Regions from separate parts of the Mus musculus genome. Here region 1 is linked to region 2. A link is a loop called in an ENCODE intact Hi-C map of the cell type or tissue named here. Cell type or tissue: left cerebral cortex. All regions are shown on one strand. Links, peaks and the distances in the headings refer to the core of each region. The heading gives the core; the rest is flanking DNA.

Region 1 (5,532 bases), core at 756-4,755, 260 kb after region 2:
CCTGCTGAAGGATCATCTAATTAAGCCTCTCATGGTTTTTAGAGTCTAGGACACTTTTCTGAGTTTCGTTTCTGTTGCTGTGATGAAACATCCTGACATAAAGCAACTATGGGGGTGCTGGGGGAAATAGTTTGTGTCAGCTTACAATGCCAGGTAACCATTCATCATTGTGTGGGGAAATCAAGGAAAGAATTTCAAACAGCTAGATCCATTACGCTCACGATTGTGAGAACACAGACGAATATATACATGCTCACTTGCTTGCTTGTGCTTAGCTCTGTTTCTCCATACTTTTAAACAGTTCAGGAACCGTGCCTAGGAAATGGCGCCGCCCACAGTGGACTGGATCTTCCCACACTGATTAAGTTAATTAAGGCAATCCCTCATAGACAGGTCCACAGGCCAACCCCATGTTGAAAGTTCTCCTTTTAGACTCTCCTCCCAGGTGATCCTAGTTCTAATCAAGCTGACACTTAACCATCACAGGTACCACACCATGCAAGCAAAATTGCTGGTGGCCCCATTTCAGTCTATCAGCCCACCCTTGAATTGGATGCCATTGTTTCCGATTTGTGTTTCAGCTTTATTTTAGCACATGTAAGAAAGTCTTGTGTTTGCCTCTCTTTCTATGCTAAATTAAAAATATTTGCCAGCCTCATCATTAAGTTCTGCATTGGTATTCAGAGACCAACTCCGGATTTAATTGTGCACTTGGGAGTTTTCATGACCTTTATGGGATTTAATCAGACTCCCCATGCTATTTAACATACAGATATTTCAGTCACCCATGAAGATTCAGACACTGAACATGAGTGATCTCCCTCACCCCCAACAGCAGCTGCCCAACCCCCACTCCCACCCCCCAGATCTGAGGTTGGAATTCACAGAAGCAGCTTCCCTGTCTCTAGCAGGACTCATTCTATGCCTCTCCTCTATTCAGAACAATCCAGTTTCCTTTCTAAGGTCCCGCAAGCCACCACAAGAAGCAACCTGAACTGCAAAGACATCCACTGGAATTTAGTATTTGCCCCTATAAGCCACAAGGAGATTGTCTGCATCTGGTTGCCAAGTGGTGAATGAATGGGATATTTCACAATTAGGATCAAAATGGGTCTCACAGGGACTGGGGAGATGGCATAGCAGGAAAAAGAAAAAGACACTTGCCACCAAGTCTGATGGCCTGAGTATGATCTCTAAGACCCACATGGTAGAGATACCAGTGACTCCCACAAGTTGTCCTCTGACCCCCATGTATGTACTGTGCCTGTGCACATATGCACACACATGTACATATACACACATACTAAATGTAATACACTTTTAATGGGTATCTCAGGGGCTGGTGAGATGGCCCAATGAGCAAGTGTGGGAACCCGAGTTTGAATTCACAGACCTACATTTAAAAAAATAATAATAATAGTCATGGATGTGCATGCCTGCAACCCCATCATTGTGAAGTAGAAATAGGCAGATCCTAAGAGCTCACTGACCACCTAGCCTAGCCAAAAATGCAAGCTTTTAGTTTAGTAAGAGACCCTATCCCAAGACAGTAGGTAGACAGTTTAAGGATTATGAGGTATGGCCTTGTTGAAGAAAATGTCACTGGGAGATGGGCTTTGAGATTTCTAAAACTCATGCCAGGCCCAATCTCACTCTCTGCCTCCCTTGTGCTTGCAGATCAGATGTAAGCTCTCAGCCATTGCTCCAGCATCGTGCCTGTGTGCTGCCATGCTTCCTGTCATGATGAACAGGACTCTGAAACTGTGAGCAAGCCCCCAATTAAATGCCTTTTGTGAGCTGCCCTGGTCATGGTGTCTCTTCACAGCAATAGAATAGGGAACCTCCCCTCGCAGACAGAGCCACCAGACCTGAGATGCCTCCTGCAGGTCTGGGATTGTATAATTTTAGAAACCATCTATAAGACTATTGTAAGTCTAGGAAACTATTCATCAAGAAAGAGTTTGTCAAGCTTGGCTAGCCCAGTAAATTAGCCAGATGCTGAATCTACTTATGCTGCAGTAAGAGCTCAAATCATCATGCCACCCGTGCGCTGGATAGTGAGATAACCACAACAGATGGGAGCCATTCCAATCCCCAAGAACCTGTAGCCTAGTGCTGCAAGACCAGTGGAACCTTGGGGTGTAAGGGGACAGAGGAAATAAATGAGGGGCAGTGGAGGTTTCTCAGGAAATGTAAGGCTGGAATTCAGCCAGCCCAGTAAGGGAAGGGATGAGTAGACAGCACTCAAGGGAAGAGTAAGAGCCCATTTGGGAACTTACTGGAACAGACAGTGTCAAGTGGGGGTGAAACCATTGACTGGACCTAGCCTCGGAAGCCTGCTAAGCTTTGTGGGTAAGAGAGTTCAGAAAGGCTTTTATTCTGGAGATGACATGAAGAGATTCTCTCAGCTATTAGAGCTCACTCTAGAGAGGGTTGTAGCATATGGATTCAGTTGAGTGGGATGAAAACCCAGGAGTCCAGTTTTGAAGGGATATGACGCTCCCAGGAAGAACAAATCAAGCCTGCCCCAAGGTGGGGGGGGGGGCATGAGGCAGAGAAAAGAAGACAAGTGACTATGTTTGAATGGTGCATGTCCCAAGAGGGCACACATGAAAGACTTGGCCTTTCAGAAGTGAAGCCTACCAGGAGGTCATCCGGGCACTCAGGTGTGACCTTTTCAGGAGATTATGGGACCCCAACCTCTTCATTCTCTTTCTCCTTGCCTCCTGGTTAATGTGATTTATGATTTTACACTGCTTCATATCCTTGAAGGACTACCTCAATAGGAGCCCAAACAAATCTTTCACAAGTTCACTCTCCCAGTGACAAAAAGTTAATGCTTACTGACAACTGAGAGAGGAGAAGTGGAGAGGTCTGAAGCTAAGGACCAGATCCACCGAGGCCTTGAGTGACGAGGACACACAGGCTCAGTGTAGAACAAGCGGGAATGGGGCCGGCAGCTCATGAAGGCAGACTCAGGCCTGTTCTAAGTTCAAGTCTAAGAGGCAGAAAGAAAGAAAACAACCAGGAGAAAGGTGAGAAAATGTTCGGGGTAGAGAGAAGAACCCAAGGCATGATCCAGAAACAACTTGGGACTAGAGGGAACAGGACGGCAAGTATGAACAGCAATGTCCAGACCTCAAAGAGGTCTCTGTAAGCCAACTGATACCCAGAGACCGCCCAGCAGAGGGCATTGGTGTCCTTGGCAGGCACTGAGTGAATAAGCACTGTGGACAGAGGGCAGGGGTCAAAGACTTTCAAGACTTACCTTAGGAACAGGGAAGAAACACAGCTGGCAAAATACCCAGACCTGGAAGATGGGTCCATCCCCAGTGTATTATGTGTCTGTCTGATGGGAGAAAATAAAGGGAAAGTGGGCAGGATCTGGGAAGGCAAAGCCTATCTGGAAGAAGAAACTTAGCCTGTCAGAAGGCCTGGAGACACGGCTGTGGGGTGCGGTACTGAGGGTTCAGGGAAACATGTTGAATCAATGTTCACAGAAGACAGCAGCTTCAACAAAAGGGAGACCGTGGCTAGAGTCAAGGGAGAAATGAACTTACAAGAGCATACACAGACAAGTTCTTAGAGGGTGGGTACTATGCTCTGGTTGTTTCATTAAAGACCATGTTGAAGTTTAATTGCTGTTGCGATGGTATGAAGTGGTGGGACCTTTAAGGGGCAATGAAGTCATGGATACCACCTACATGAATGGACCAAGGCTGATGCCATAGGTGGAATTAGTTCTAAAAGTATAATGTGGAAACCATCCCCCACTTCCCAACACATGCTCTCATGCCAAGTGGTGCCTTCCATCACGGTGTGACGTAGTAAGAAGACCCTTGCCAGGGGTAGCCCTTAGATCTTAGAACTATGAGCCAAATAAACTCTTGTTTCTGCTACCTGGTCTACCATGTTCTGTTATAGCAACAGAAAAGACCAAGATGGCAGGGCAGTGAGGTGCTCCTCATAACAGGCTCCATCATATCAGTGCAGGGCAGCAAGGTGCTCCTCATGACAGGCTGTGTCATATCAGTGCAGGGCATCGAGGTGCTCCTCATGACAGGCTCCATCATATCAATGCAGGGCAGCGAGGTGCTCCTCATGACAGGCTGTGTCATATTAGTGAGCCTGACATGAACACATGAGTGTAGGAGCTTCTGGGGCTCCAAGAATGTGTCAAAAACATAAGACGGTATGGAGAAAGTTCACGACTCAGACCCAAGCCATACTGATGTGCAGAGACTATGATAAAGACTTTCTGCTGATTAGGGGTGTTGGGTTCCTTGGGGCAAGTTTAATCTTCACCATTGGGATATCTGATTTCTTCTTGTTTCTTCTTTGTGCACAACTACATAACAAACCACTAACAACAACAACACACACACACACACTTCTCAAGGCCCTAGCATTTATATATCCTCTAAAAAGCCCCCCGAATTCCAAATATCACACAATCACAGAGAGCATCTACAACTGGCAAAATCACACTCCTGCTAAAGCACAAGGCAAATCATAGTCACCTGCTGTGGACAAGCTGAAGTAGTCCCACATCCCACACCTGGGATTAAAAAGAAAATATATTCCCATACTATTTCTGTGTTTTTCCAAAGAAACCAAAACTCCAAAATTGTCACTAAACAGGGGGCTCTCACCATAAAGGTAACACGGTCACATAAAGATGTGCGCAGATGAGCCAAGTGATGGATGAGCTTAAAGAGAATCATGTCCTCAAGGGACAATGTCCTGAGAAAAGGGGAAATTATAGTCTAAACAGGGATCTCAGACAGAGTGGAAGCAGGAGGGCCAGGGCTGCCTGGAATGATAGGCAGAGGTGTGGTCAGGGGGTCATACGTCGTCTCGGACAGGAGGTCAGGTGACCGGCCACAACATAGGTCACTGAGGATGTGTCCATGACTGCGTCCAATCCTTGGTGGATCTGCCTCTGAGAGTGGCCCACAGAGGCAGACAACAGTGACAGCCAAGAGTGGCGAGGATGCTGTCCAGACAGCACATTGATGGGAAAATGAGGCACTTCTCAACTTCTGGGAAGAAAGTGGTAGCAGAAAACAGGTCCAGAGAATAAAGCACAGAGCCACGGGAATGCACAGTAGAGAACGGAATACGGCGGCTGGAGGAGACAGGAGGAAAGTGAAGGCAAGTGTGGCCTCGGCGTTGGTACAGATAGAAACGTCCGTGACAAGACCTCACAGCTTCGCCTGCCGTTGCTCAGAGACTGGAGAGTCAGGGGAAACTTTTGGTGGCTCTACTGCATCTCACCTTAGGAAGCCTGAAAACCATAAGCAACTGAGGAGGCTCTGCCAGCCAGCACTGGCTTGTTTCCAGAGCCGGCGAGTTCTGTCCCCTCCTCTGTTCTTACAATATGATTGATGGAGATACAACGGTGTCAAGACTGGCTTTGGGAGCCGGCCAGCCAGCACTCACCACAAGAGGAAACAAAAAACAAATACCACAGCAGAGAGAAAGCACCCCCCCAAGTTTGTCAGTGTTCCCCACCTCCTGTGGGAAGACCCA
Region 2 (4,000 bases), core at 1-4,000:
CAGAAAGCTGAGCGCTGCTCACTCCCTCAAGCGCAGACAGGAGGCAGAGAGGGCAGAGCCGGAGGTGGGGTTGGGTGGGGGTGGGGGTGTCTGTGAGGCATTTACTCTGAAAGCCCACCCTCAGGAATGGACCTCCTCCAGTGCGGCCACACCTTAGTAACCAAACAGTGTTACCAACTGGGGACAAGGGCTCAAATGGAAGACATTTCTCATTTGCAGCACCACACAGGGTAAGTATATTTGGATTACATAATTTAGCTATGACTCCATAGAAAATGAATATATAAAAGCACAGTATTACATGAGACTAAGATAAAAATTTAAAAATATAAAAATAACTATAAAAATAGTAAAAAATTTAAAAAGCACTTACCTTATCTTTTAAGTTACTGACATCCACTCGTAGGCTGACAATATATGCTTCCAAACCGTTCTTGAATTTAGTGAGACTGGTTTCTCTATTCATGGCGACAAACTTCATGGATGTTTTTAGATGATTGAACTTCATGAAGATGATTTTGTAGATGGCGATCTGCTCTTCTGACACATTGATCTGGTAATGCCTCACAATGGAATACAGCTCAGAAATTGTGCAGAAATCCTTTTCTATTTCAGTCAAGCTCGAGAAAATGTCATCCAAAAAATTCAAATGCTCCACAAATTCTTCCAGTTCCACGGGCTCAGTGTCCAGTTGGTGCAGCAACGAGTCTAAAGTCTGCAAGGATTAGCACACTAGTGGTAAGTACGCAATGGTTTCACTATTTTGGGAAACCACTCTCTTCATTTCAGAAGGCTGACGTCTACAAGTGCAATGCCATACACTTGGATGTGCAGTGCTATACAAATTGGACAGGATCCTAAGTATGAAGCAGACGAGCATGATCCAGTCCTTCTATTGTGATCTCAAAGTGCTTGAGTAGATTTCATGTGTAATATACGTGTTATAAGGCATGCACAATACTTAAGGCTGGAATGGCCACCCTGACCGTTTATACAATAGACTCTCCAGTCAGTGGTCCTCTTTGATTGTGTTTACTGATTAGGTGTTATTTTCTCTACTTTGCATACAAGGAACCAAGTCTCAGATTAGTCTAAGATTAGGTATGTGCTAAGTTACAGAACTGCAATTCAGTGACCATCAGAGAAAGCTCTCCTTGCAATAGATGGCAGTTAACACCGAGATCCACAAAGGGTCACGGTGGAAAGCATGAGGAACTGTAAACGCTGATCACTATGTGGGACACCCATCACAACCCTTTCCTCAAAGCTTGGAGTTTTAGAGGTGAGGGGGCAGGGCTAGTGGGTGACTTCAGAGAAACGGTGTTTTCTGGACACAACAGGGCAGGTGCATCTACATCCCCCAGGGGCTGTAACAGAGTGCACAGGCCTGTACAAGGCCAAGCCTAAGGACACCTCAGCATGGAGAGGGGAGGTAGGCAGGCAGGAAGTCCCACCCCTAGCTAGGGAGCTACCAGTATTTGTTAGCTTTTGGAAGAGGGAAAGTCGGTTTTCTTTAATGGTTCCATCCAGAGTAGGCTCTAATTCCCAAGAGTTGCTGGGCAAAGCAGACTGGACCTTGACGGATTTAAGAGGGAGGGGAGGAGAAAATATAAATTTGTGGAGTAGGGATGTGGGGTGGATATCTGGGAGAACTTGGGGAAGGGGGTGAAAAGTATCAAATTAATTGTATGAAATTCTCAAGGAATTAATAAAAACATTATTTGGGGGAAAATGAATGAATATAACTTTAAGAGATGGTAAGAGGAGGCTCTTAAAAGATAACTCTATTGATGCATTGCATTGCCTAGCTTCCTAGCCCCATAATGGGCATGTTGCCTTCTTCTGCCCTGCTGTCTAACAGGATGTGACATTAGAGATGCTTAGGGAAAGGCACACTGTGAGCTCAAAGCAGCCAGTATTCCCAGCGACTGTTGCCTGTGCCCTGGACTACTTGCTGCTGGGCCCTACTTGCCCTTGGGGGTTGGAGGTGAGGTAGCACAGAGTCAACAACACAGACTCTGGGAGCAGGTGGGAAATGTCACAGCAAGCTCATCTGAGCACTGCTGCAAGCTCCTTTAATACCCTCCACCAGTGCCCCATTCATCCCAAGAAAGCATCTCTTCTAAACAGCAGTTCCTGATTGGCTGGCATTGGCTGGCACCACCAATCCTTGGTCTCTCAGGCAGTCCTAAATTAGGTACTCCTGTAGATGTTTTTTTGTGGCTACGTGGCCCCCGGTGTTTATATATAGGTGGCCCTCCCTACCGTCCCTGCTACAAGTCACTATGTGGGCACTACTACTTCCCACAAGAGAAATTAGTTCTAACTTGTGTAGGCGACAGCTCTGTTGCTGTTGCTGTTGCACGTGGGAGTCATGTGCAACTGAATCTAGCTACATTAACTCCTGCCTGCAATATCCTGCCTGTCAACTCCGCTTCCACGCCACTGGCGCTTCTCCTTTTGCAATTAACATCTTTCTTGAAAATTATTCCTGGCCCACTCAAGCTCTGTTCGCTACTTTGGATAAGGTTTGATGCAACATTAGACTTGGTATGTGTGAGAATGCTGCTATCCTCTCACAGTTATACTGCAGAGGCACAGTCGATGGGCAGCTTGTAACTTTGGGTTTAAGAAGTATTGGAAGTCTGGCTGGATAAAGAAAAAAAAATGATAGCTGTTATCATAAACTCTGGTCTTGAAACCTGTCTTGGGTACTATGGGAGGATGCTGGTACAGGCAACAGCTAGGATACTGGGATCCATATTTGTTCTACAAAGCAGACAAGCCATAGCCTAGTGAGTCTATGGGGAACAATGATGTCAGACAATGATGTGCGTTATAAAGCCAAAAAAAAAAAAAAAAAAAAAAAAAAAAAGAGATGGGCAGTGACATGGGGCGCAGTCTTCCACGTAGTTACAGAAAGTTCTAAAGGAAGTGATATTTAATAAAACACACATGTAAGTGCTGAGGAGGGACTGAGTTGGGTAAAGTACTTGCAAGTGTGAGGACCAAAGTTTGCATCTCCATAAACTACACAAGAGCATGCATGTCTATAATCCCAGGAGTCCTACGGCCAAATCAAGTGGAGAAGAATTTCTGGAAGCCCAAGGGCCTCTAATCTGGTTTATGTGATACAAACAAGAGACACTGTGTCAAACAACTCCTGAAGTTTGCCTTTTGACCTCCACATGTTATGGCAAATGTATGTGTCACATTCACATACAGAAATGCACTTATACACAGATAAAGACTAAACACAAAAACAAATGTAATCACAGTACTTTGGGATTTTCTGAGTATAATACTTATATGTATTTTTGATTGTATATCATCAAGTTATAATCTAATCTGAAATTTTCTTATGAAAAGGTGTACCTGCTTGTATTATGAATGCTAACTATGCTCCCCCAAAAAACTGTTTGCACGATAGGGTCTGCACATAGCTTCTGGGAACCTGCCCTCAGTTAGCTCTGACTGGTAAATAAAGAAAGCAGCAGCTGAGAGCTGGGGAGGACAGACAGAGGCGAGAGCTTGGCGTTTCCTGGGCTTGGGACGGGAGGAGAGGAAGGGGAGATGGCTTAGGAGAGTGTGGAGGGAGGAGAGACAGAGTCTGCCATGGGGTAGAGAAGCAAGGAGAGCACCCAGATGTCTAATTGGAGTGAAGAGTAACCAAGATGGAACATAAGAATTAATAAGTGGTAACTAGGAATTACTGGCAGAGGTAGGTTCTTGTTGGGGCCCCAGAAGCCTCTGGAATCTTGTTCCAGGGCCATTATCTAACACTCTTTTGCTTCTTCCACTATCTTGCTTCCGTTTTGTAATTGACTCAGGACATTTACAATGTGGGGCATTCCTTTCCCTTTACAATGAGGGCACTCCTTTCTGGACCTTTTACAATGGGGACATTCCTTTGACCTTAGTGTGTTACCTAGCACTGTGGTTTGGCCTGTGTACCTGAGCAAATTCTGTTTGCGGTTTTCAGCTTTAAAAAGCCCCCCAT

Evidence for each region. A loop is a pair of places that touch in the nucleus more often than their neighbours do. Peaks named below come from ENCODE experiments on the same cell type or tissue, not always from the same donor. Only the 100,000 strongest peaks of a DNase experiment are listed, where the experiment ranks them.
Region 1: it touches region 2 in a loop (2.2-fold over the local background); 2 of 42 quality-filtered maps call a loop at or near these places.

What each region holds. Positions count from the first base shown.
Region 1 is chr1:181,358,585-181,364,116 of GRCm38, reverse strand. The region is part of intron 1 of Cnih3 (cornichon family AMPA receptor auxiliary protein 3); the gene reads right to left. Among named protein-coding and RNA genes, the nearest start is that of Cnih3, 8.7 kb to the right of the region's middle. In left cerebral cortex, for the core only: a CTCF peak has its summit at 3,201 (motif pointing right); no DNase peak of the experiment used is centred there.
Region 2 is chr1:181,623,356-181,627,355 of GRCm38, reverse strand. It overlaps Dnah14 (dynein, axonemal, heavy chain 14), which reads right to left. Exons shown (of 87, transcript NM_001377039.1): 19 at 374-715. Gm33612 (a long non-coding RNA gene) reads left to right here and starts at 121. Exons shown (of 3, transcript XR_373757.4): 1 at 121-230; 2 at 616-738. In left cerebral cortex, for the core only: no CTCF peak of the experiment used is centred there; DNase peaks (open chromatin) are centred at 696 and 2,303.